Regions from separate parts of the Homo sapiens genome. Here region 1 is linked to region 2. A link is an interaction called in ENCODE POLR2A ChIA-PET data of the cell type or tissue named here. Cell type or tissue: A673. All regions are shown on one strand. Each heading gives the region's core, and the rest is flanking DNA. Links, peaks and the distances in the headings are about the cores only.

Evidence for each region. Peaks named below come from ENCODE experiments on the same cell type or tissue, not always from the same donor. Only the 100,000 strongest peaks of a DNase experiment are listed, where the experiment ranks them.
Region 1: POLR2A ChIA-PET joins it to region 2 with 8 read pairs; 3 of 35 experiments call an interaction of 5 or more read pairs at or near these places.

Annotation. Positions count from the first base shown.
Region 1 is chr2:188,967,310-188,972,703 of GRCh38, reverse strand. LOC105373791 (a long non-coding RNA gene) reads left to right here. Exons shown (of 3, transcript XR_007087614.1): 2 at 2,225-2,357. Among named protein-coding and RNA genes, the nearest start is that of COL3A1, 4.4 kb to the left of the region's middle. In A673, for the core only: no CTCF peak of the experiment used is centred there; a DNase peak (open chromatin) is centred at 3,253.
Region 2 is chr2:189,416,702-189,422,095 of GRCh38, reverse strand. It overlaps a transcript of COL5A2 not described here. Among named protein-coding and RNA genes, the nearest start is that of WDR75, 22 kb to the left of the region's middle. In A673, for the core only: no CTCF peak of the experiment used is centred there; no DNase peak of the experiment used is centred there.

The DNA of each region.
Region 1 (5,394 bases), core at 211-5,210, 450 kb after region 2:
GGCCTCCCAAGCTTTCTTATATCTTCAGTCACAAGGACACAAACCAAGACATCTCAATGTAGATGACATCATTTGATGACAGGAAAGGAAAACTAGAACGAGACCAACCTCTTGTGTATCTTTATTTTAGATTGGAGAGTCACTGCTTGGGGGCGTGGGAGAAAAGTAACTGTTGAGAATGGTCATGAATATAAGCTTTTCTACTGGATCACAGTAGAGATGCTGGGGAAAGGCTGTTATATGCATCTTTCTGTCTTTCAGACATCTTTGTCCTGTACACAAAAAATATTTCCTGTGTTCAAACCAATTCAGAAACATAGTTTTTCTCATGATGTCTTTGTATCTACGTAGAATTCATATATCTATATTAGATTTCTCTCATTGTTTTAGGTGGTCTATAAAAGCTGAAATTTATTGAATTTCTTCATTAGATTTATTTTCCACTGTGAAAAATTAGAAATGTTATTTTTAAAATAATGCTTGTTATGCTTTATTTTAGGCATTATAAATAAAATTACTATTGTTCTAAAATTCTTAATTTGCTTAGCTATTCAAATAAAAGCCTTATACTCATGAGAAAAATTCATGATTGATGCACTCACTTAAGAAACATTAGCTGATGTTTTGCATATGGAAGGATTGTTGTATTTTAAGGTCTTCAGGAGAGACCTAGAGAATTCATTCTCCAGATATTCTGATTTACGATTCTTCACTACCTCGAATATGGAGGTTTTGCACTAGGATCCTTTGCATTCTGTGTCCCAGATCCTATTTTTCTACCTCCTGTCAAAGCATTTCCTAATACGGGGTCAAAGCATTTCTTAATACAGGGTCTGAACTAGGTGAAATGCATACACTTCTGAATCCTATTATGCCATCCAGGAACTGCTGTCCTCATTGTTATCTAGCCACACATTTCTTCCCATACTTCCCTGACTTCACTGATGTTAACCAGGACACATAAACATGTCATTTTGCTTTTTGGATTGCATTTGGAGCTTTAACACAAATCTAAATACCTGCACCAACTAAAGCACTGATTAATCTGGATCTCCTTTAACAAAGAGAGTGCCTGGAAAGATGAGGCAAAGCAAGGGTGTGGCAGATTATCAACCAAAAATTCAAATCTTTTCCAATTCAGTGGAAAGTGGAGCTTGAGAGAGATGCACAAGCACAGCTGTGATGAACTCAGTAGGCCAGTGAATGCCAGCAGCGCTTTCTACAACAGCACTAAGAAAATCAATTATCTCCACCATGGAAAACACATGGAACAGAAATGTTTCAATGTTTCTCTCTTTCCTCTCCCCTCCCCTTTGTTGTGCGGCTTTATGTGTGATTTTCTTTTTGAAGCCAGCAAGATGCTTTATTTTTAGGGACATTTTCTAGATTTCAAATCACTGTAAAGCCATTTAAAAACTACTTGTGATAATAGAACTACCAATACAACTGTAAAATACAATGCAGGTCTTCTTTATTATTCCCAGAGAGGTTGATCAGTTCACTCAGTTGATAAAGGTAAAACCACATTTGAAGAGTTGTGTTTCCTTTAAAAGAATTTGAACAAATACTAGTATGTGCATAGTAGAGCCAAAAATATGGTTGAAAAAGTCATGTTGTACTTGCAGGACTTAAACATATTTAACCATAGATATGTCCAGGATTGAGGCAAATTACACTGGCAGTGGGACATGATAGTCCAGTTTTTGAGTGATTATATGACCAAGTCTTCAAGACCCTTTTCTTTAATTTCCCCTTAGTCCCCAAGGTAGAGTTCATTGACCCCTTGTTTTTTTCTTATAGAACCATTTTAATAACCATTTCTTTTTAGCCTGGAAATTTCACTTTTGTACAAGATTTATATTTTCTTGACATTTAGTAAAATAAAGTTTTAGTAAAATTTAGTTAGGAAACACGAAGTATCTCAATTCCTATCTATTCTTTGTTATTAAACTTAAGGCTCTAAATTTTTATCTTTGTATTTTGCAACTGAAAAGTATCCCAAGAATGAACAGAAAGTTTAAAGAGGTTACATGACTCTCAAAATTACTCATTGGAATTGTAAATAACTAAAAATTTTCACTTTTGTACAAAATCCATATTTTCTTGACATTTAGTAAAGTAAAGTTCCAGTAAAATTTAGTTAGAAAAAACTGAGTATCTTGATTCCTACCTATTCTTTGCTATTAAAGCTAAGGCTCTGAATTTTTGTCTTTGTGTTTTGCAGCTGGGAAGTATCCCAAGATTGAACAGAAAGTTCAAAGAGGTTCCATGACCCTCAAAATAATTCATTGCAACTGGAACTGACTAGCACACTTTACAAATATTTTCACCATGCTTTCCACTAATCACTGATTGTGGTAAAGATATTTTTACGCAATTTAGAAGTGTGGTAAATACAAATCTGACACTTAATTTTGTATGTTTTCTAATGAGGCATTGTGAAAGGATGAAAAAAATGATAATGTTATGGAGTTAATGGCCAATTTACAAAAATTACCATTCTGATTTTTGTCTTGTCATTAATCTTTGAGTAATTTTCAGTATTGTATTTAAGTAAAAGTCCACTACTTTACACTTAATGAAGTACAATCTTAGGGCATGCAAAAGAGTTCACATATGTGTTTTTGTGTGTTTGCGTGTGTATATGTTTATATACCCCCCACATATATATGTATAATTAAATACGTATGTATATACTTTTAAAAGCTGACAAAAATTCAAGCAAGTAAAAATTTCTAGGAAACTTCCTTAATATACATGTAAGATAACTTGTATTTGTTATATCAATGTTGCTTCACATAAGTAGATAAGTAGCTATGAGTTTTTGCTTATGTAGACATAAACATGTCACCTGAAATCTTATTTAACATAACAGACTATTAATCATTGAAAGGGAAACTACTGGTAAGCCTCTACTTGAATTGTGAAACTTTCTGAAGTATTGTAAGCATGTTCTCTTGAACGAAGTTCTGATATACTTATATTTTAATTATAGCTTTATTTACTATCATAATTATTATTGTAATTATATTTGAAAATTCATAGGAAATTGAAATTCATCTCCTTACCTAATCTCATTCCTGAATAGTGTGATTACTTTATAAATTTACCACAGGGGTGACACAGAAACTGGGATGCCACATCGTGAAGCAGCTCAGGCGTTCCCTGTTGAGTCTTCAGTTAACTTAATCATTCTCAGGGTTGAAGCTCCACTCTGCAAATCCCACTAGACTCTCTATCAAATATAATTTGTCATCTGAGTCATCCTTAGGAATTTTCAGCAATATCCAACACAGCTGTAACAGCTCTTCAGATGTAGCCAATTCTGTGTAAAGATAAAAGGAAGGCCCAAATCACGATCTTCTGATAGATACATGAAATAGGTCAAAGCCAAACAGGGAATCTACATGCTTCAAATGGAGACTGATTTTTAATTCCTATCAATATCTTTTCTATTCAGATACACAATGGGGGCTCAGATTTAGGATCTTTGATTCCAAATAATTCTTAAGTACACAAAAATTGAAAGCCTCCTCATCAGGCTCCCTTGCCTAAAATAAACAGACATAAACAGACCTTTCTGTGTTTAACTTGCCATGACTATTAAATTGTCTACTAAATTGTCTAAAGCCTTCATTTTTGTCTGTACATTAAATCATGTTTAAAGAACTCTACATTTAGGTATGTTCTTGGTATATGTTCTTGGAGGAAGGAGGCCACAGCAAATAGTCTCCTTTCGTTCCCAAGGATTCAAGTGTTGCCCTCTGGAGTCTTGGCTTTCTTGTGGCAATGTCCGTTTTAGAAGCATTGTTTTGTATTTCTTTATGTACTTATTTTACTCCTCTTTGTAACCTTTTTTGTTTCCTACCCTCACCCACTTTTAAAAATCATGAACAGTAGTAAACACAGTCCCTTGTACATAATGAATACTGATCAATGTAACGAAGACTGACTGAATTAGGATGGCATTAAATAGTATTTAAAATATTACGTGTTTAATAATATAAGCATTTCTTAAAAAAATCAATATAGGACCCAGACCATGGATCAGTTTCTGCTCTTCACCTCTTTATTTTATAGATATCAGATATATTTCATAAAGTGATTAAGGTGAAACATATGACTCATGAAAATAAACTAGTCCAAGTAGAAAGTCTTCACATAAAAATTATGCCATATTGATTATTCAAAGTGCTAACCTTTGGATAATAATACTAAATAGATTAATATAATTTGATTTCTATTATTTCATGTCCAGCCACTCTCTCTATTTCTCAACCCAAACCCAGCAGGATACAAAACACTATTTTAGATAATTCTTGATATGCAATTCATCTTGATCCAAGAACTATCTTCTTAGTAAATCAAATGGCTCTTTTTTTTTTTTTTTTCCAATACCTACTCTACATTTCTGGGTTTCTATACCTTTGCATATACTGTCTTTCTGTCTAAAATGATTGTTCCTCATTCTGTATGTTCAAATCCTATTTTGAAGATTCTACCCAAAGATCAACTAATCTACAAAATCTTTCTGATCCTCCCTGTTAAAATCATTTTGCTCTTCTTCTAATTTACCTTACCTTTCCTATGCCTCTTAGTTTATTTTAATTTACATCTTTTTATGTCGTTTACTAGGCTGAAAGCTACTCCAGGGAAAAACTAAGGTTTATCTTTCATTTTATACTCCATCGTAGCTATTACATGGCCTTGTGCATAGTAGGAAATTAATAAGAATCAAATGGCGAATGATTTAAAATATGAAACACTTAATCCAGAAAAACACATTTGAAGTAATCTATTTCCTTTGTATCCTTTAGAACTCATGGTAATTTTCAATAAGTTAATTATTTCCAGTATTTCCATCACTCTTAAAAAAGAAGGTCACTCTTTCCAGCATAGGAAGTCTTTGGATTTATAATCGATTTAAAAAACTTCCAGATGTTATGAATTTATTTATAAAATAGAAAAAATAAACAATAGAACTAGTTAGGAAATAAATTGAAAGCAGTCAAACTCTGTGTTCACCACAAGTATTACAAGTCAGAGACCATTAGAAAAATTTATAAAATAGAAAGAAATACAGGTAATTTACCAAGGATCATGAAAGAGAATGACAGAAAAGCCAAAAGTTAATTTCAAAATGAATTGAAATAATTGAACTAGAAATGCATCATAATTTTAATTTATTTTTATTTTAGGGTAAAAAGAAAAAAAATGACATATAAATAAGCATCATGAAATTAAAATGCTTCAAAGAGGAATTATCACACTTTTTGTTTAAATTGTTTTCATTTTTCTTGACTCAATTTCCTTACAGTGAAATTTTTAAAAGGAAAAAACTGTGCAAAATGTCAAATAAAAAAAGAAAAAATACAAATCAAAATACTGAAAATT
Region 2 (5,394 bases), core at 282-5,281:
CACATGTGAAGAAGTAGGTACTTATTCCAGTCTTCATAGACTGAATTTGTCTAAGAATGCCTTCCAATAGTAAGCCTGTCCAGAGATTCTGGGCAGATCATCTGGTATGGCTGCTATTCTTGGGACCACCGTGGCCATTGCAGTCCTAGGGAGCATCATAAGCTTGGACTGCTATGGCTGGCACAATGCCAGGCTGGAATCTTGTGGTTACTGAAGCTGGTGTGGAGCTGGGATGTGCTAGAAATCCTTAGTCATAGAGGCTGGTACATTGCTAAGACTGTGAAGCCCACAGCTGCTGAGGTCTGCCTCCTGTCTGCCACTGAGATTTGTCCAAGGCCCAAGGCCACTGTAGATGGTCAGTGGTGATGCAGACTGCAGATTGAGTCTGTCTTGCAGGAGCTGTGGTTCCCACTTGGTCCCTGGGCAGTCATTGAGGCTAGGTCTGTGGGCACTGGCCTGGAGTCAGGGGCTGTGGGGGTCTGTGTGGTAGTGATTTTTACTGTGGTGGTCCCTGTGTTAGTGTCCATGGCAAATTCCTTTGCTTACTTCTCTCTCTTTCCCCCAAGCAGATGGTGGCTTTCACTGCACTGTGCTACCTGGGGTTGGGGAAGGGGTGCTGCAGGTAACATAAAACTATCTTTCCTACTCTCCTCAGTGTGTCTTTTCTTATTATTATTATGCTATAACCATGTACTGTGATCTCTCACCACCTTTCCTTAGCACTTGAGAAGGTAATTTCGTGCGTGGATAGTTGTTCAAATTAATGTTTTTTGTGGGGTGATGATTGTGTGGAGAGTCCTATTCTGCCATCTTACTCTTCCCTTTCCCTGCAAGTTATGTTTCGTAAGGTGAGGTTATTTGAGAGCAGGAGAGAGATAAGAAAGAAATATCCTAATTTAGTAGGTGTGTGGTGGGCCATGTGTTTATCTTTAAGTAAAGAGTATTAGTACTTTAAAAAAAATTGCAAGAAATAGAATGCTTATTGCCAAATTTAGCTTTTAAAATTATTCCTGGATTAGTGAGCTCATACAACTCTCTTTTTAAAATAAATTAATTTATTAGTATACTGATTATTCTACTGTTTCCTTTAGTATTAAACAATAGCATTATTTTAATCAGAATATTTCAAATATATTTAAATTAAAGACAAGAACAATGCTTTATAAGTGAACAATGTTTACGTGTAAAATGTTATTTTAGGTATCATTTGGTTGTAAGAAACAGAAATGTCCTTAATTGATGTTCTTAGTTGAAAGGTGGCGAGGACAAGAGATTTGGGAAATCTTATGGAAACAGACTGTAAAAAGTATAGTTGGGGCTGATGGAGGATGGGAACAGGAAAGCTCTAAGGAATAGTCTTTCTGCCTTTGGAGTAGGGTGGTCAGTCACTGCCTCTACTGAGGGTCTGATTTCATTCATCTATCTTTGTGGCTTCTCTGATTTCATTCTTTTAAATTTATATTTTATTTTAATACTAAAATATTGTATATTTTAGTGCAGACCTATTTATCTAATTTATACATATATAAATATACATATATTTGGGGGACATATACTAAAATTATTTTTAAAACTATTGGGATGCACAATTAATCGAGATTGGAGACTAGTTGCTTAAAATGATTGTGAATATGGAGAAAACTCCTGGCATCTATAATACAGTATTATTTTCATGCCTGTATTTTACAGCAAATTGGCTCTCCAAAATACTGTGGGACTTCACCAGATTCTTGATTACATGTCACTGATGTCTACTCTGGTTTTTTTCCTCATTCTTAAAATTTAATTATGTTTACTAAGTAATTCATAATTCATAAAATCTGAATTAAATCAGTTCTCCATTATCCATTAATACTTGGAATCATGGAATCATGAACTCAACATGCAGAATGGATGCACTGTTTGAAAATGAATTGTGTGACAGCATTAGCCAAAGTGAGAATTTCTAATATCTGTTTTTAAAGGTACTGGTAATTTTTCCTCCCTCCCTTCCTTCCTTCCTTCCTTCCTTCTCCCTCCCTCCCTCCCTTCCTTCCTTCCTTCCCTCTCTTTCTTATTCTCTTTCTTTTCCTCCTCTCATCTCCTCCTCCTCCTCTCTCCTCTCCTCCTCCTCTTCCTCCTCTCCTCTCCTCTCCTCTCACCTCTTTTCCTTTCCTTTCCTCTCCTCCCCTCTCCTTCTTCTCCTCCTCCTCTTCTCCTCTCCTCTCCTCTCCTCCTCCTCCTCCTCTCCTCTCACCTCTTTTCCTTTCCTTTCCTTTCCTCTCCTCTCCTCTCTTTTCTTTTCTTTTCTGTTTTTCTTCTTTTCTTGGTCTTGCTCTGTTGCCCAGGCTGAAGTGCAGTGGTAGGATCATAGCTCACTGCAGCCTCAAAGTCCTGGGGTCAGGCGATCCTCCTGCCTCAGTCTTTCCAGTAGCTAGGACTATAGACGTGTGCCACCACTCTTGGTTAATTAAAAAAAAAATTATTTTGTGGACATGGGGTCTTTCTCTGTTACCCAGGCTGATCTTGAATGCCTGACCTCAAGTGATCCTCCTCTCTTGGCCTCCCAAAGTACTGGGATTACAGTTGTGAGCACCGTACTTGGCCTAATTTTTTATTTTTATTTGACTTTCAACCTTAAAAATAAAACCAAGACCAATTTCCAGGCAGTTGTTGTGGTTCTACTTGTTTTGTAATATTGTGATGAATTTTAACATCTTGTTCCTAGATTGCCTAAAAAAATTGAAAACTAATGATTGTATTCTTTCCTGCATTAGTGACTTTTGTGTACGTGTAGAGTACATTGTTAATTGTTAAAATACTGTAATTAGCAATTTACAGGGCCAGGGATAAGAACTTGTACATTGGTAGACTAGGAGATAAATTCTAGATAGCAGAAATGAGGGACTAGAGAGATTATGAGAGAAAGAAAAGTCAATATAAGGGACATTATTGAGGTCATCTCATGAGCAAGTGGACTCAGTCCTACCCAGAACATTTAAAGAGCATGAAGATGCTTCTCAGAATCATCTTCCTGAGGATCAACAAGAGGATTTTCCTGATGGGCTCTGTGTATTGATTGTGGGTTACCCTTGGGGGTTTGGGTTTTGGTGGTAACTATTTGGCCTTCAGGTTCCTGTAACTATTACATTTGGATCACCCACTAAGTCATACTTTATCTGTATAGCCAAGAAATCCCTTGGTCTTATGAACAGAGGCCTAAATTTACTCCCCCAATTCCCAGACTTGGGTTATGGTCCTCTCTCATTTTCCATACTCAGGTGTATTCATTCTTAGAATTAAAGAGGGACTGAGTCTTGCTGAGGAAAGACCTAACCATAACATCAGATTACATGCTAGAGATCTTTCCCCTAGTCTTACCTAAAAGGATCAAGTGGCCATTTATCAGGATAATTGTGCTCTGGGAAAAGGAAGTACAAAGACTTCTCTGAGAATATTAATACTGGCTCTGAACTATTGATAATCTCTAAAGGCCTGCATAGCTACTATTTTCCATAAATCAGAGGAAAATGGACTTCGTGTCCATGTCTATCTTACAAGGGCCTAGTGACTCCACAAACCTGTTCTGTGGTTATTTTCTCAGTTCCTGAACTTATAGTTGGAATAGTATACTCAGCAAAAGCAGATATCCTATTTTAGCTCTTTTTTCCATGTAGGTCATGGTCACTGAGTTAGAAAAGACTAAGTGATAACTTTTGGAGCTCCTTCTCCTTTCCAAAATAATAAACCAAAGCCAAACTTCATCCTCAGGGAGGAGTCATAGATACTGGTGCCACCATTCAAGATTTTCTTATCATATCCCCATTAACTCATTATGCAGATGATAGAAAAGTTTCAGGAAATGACAGTGAAGATTACAAATTATTTGAGAAAACAAATTTTTATTAAAATGAAAATTTAAACAAATGGAAAGACATGTCATTTTTTTTCTTCTTTTACAAATTGTTTATCCATGTGTTTTCGCTGTTCATTATTGGTGAGTTCATAAATCAGTCATATACTTCATAATCTTTTAAGATAACTCTTCCTTTTGTACATTTTGAATTCTGTCCCACATGAATATATTACAAATTAAAAAAATAAATGAACAAGATTTCAATACAAATAAATATAAATTAAATAGCAAAGTCAGTATGTTGAAGAGGTATCTGCATTCCCATGATGATTGCAGCATTAATGATAATAGCTGACATATGGAATCAAAGTGTCCAACAATGAATGAAGAAAGTATTGTGTGTGTGCATATATATATACACATATATGTATGTGTATATATATATACACACACACACAATGGAACAATACTCAGCCATAAAAAGAATGAAATCCTGTCACTTGCAGCAACATGGATGGAACTGGAGGACATCACGTTAAATGAAATAAGCCAGACAAAGAAAGACAAATATCTCATATTCTCATCCATATGTGGGAATGAAAAAAAGTTGATATAGAAATAGTGAATAGAACATTTTATATTCTTGAATGGGAAGGTTATATATCATAAAAATATTAATCCCTCATCAAATTAATGTATAACTAAAATGCAGTTCCAATTAGAATTCCAACAGGGATTTATTTGTGTTTAAACAAAATAATCTGGAAATTTATATAGAAACATGAAAGCCATGGAATAGTCAACCAAATGTGAAAAAAAAAGAATAGTAAGGAAGACTTAACTTACCAGAAATCAAAACATGTCACAGTCACTATTATCCTAGAAAGAGACAAATTATCATTAAAATGGAATAATTAATATAGAAATAGATTCCAGAAATTTTATATATGACAAAGTTGGTAGATCAATTCTGTAAGAAATCATATTTAGTGATGCCGTAATATGTTGTACTATCTTAACTGATTAACAATTGCAATAAAATAAAAATAGACTTCTGTTTTAGTCCATAAATTCCAGATGGAATAATTAAGTAATCGCAACATCAAAACAATTGGAAATTTTCAAGGAAATCTAGAAGAACGTTTAAAATTTAGGGGAAAGATGACCTTATTCACCAAGGCTGGTAATCCTTATGCCATAAAAAATAGCTATGTATTTTTAACTTTATACAAATAAAAATCCTTTATGTAGCAAAAACACCATAAACAAATTAATAAGTGAACATATGAAAGATTTAGAAAAAAAATGTTTAAGCAGATGACAAAGGGTTTGTCTAATAATTTAAAAAGCTCTTATCTTATGCATTGAACAAAAGTCCCCTAAACAACCCAATAAAAAAAGACAAAGAATATTAGGAGAGCAAATTCAGTGGGCTACAAATGTGTTTTCAAAAGACATAGTCTAGAACAAAATACAGAAGTTTTGAAATAAAGTCAGGAAAAAATATAACAGATACTATAAAAGGATTTTTTTAAAAAATTTTATTATTGTTATACTTT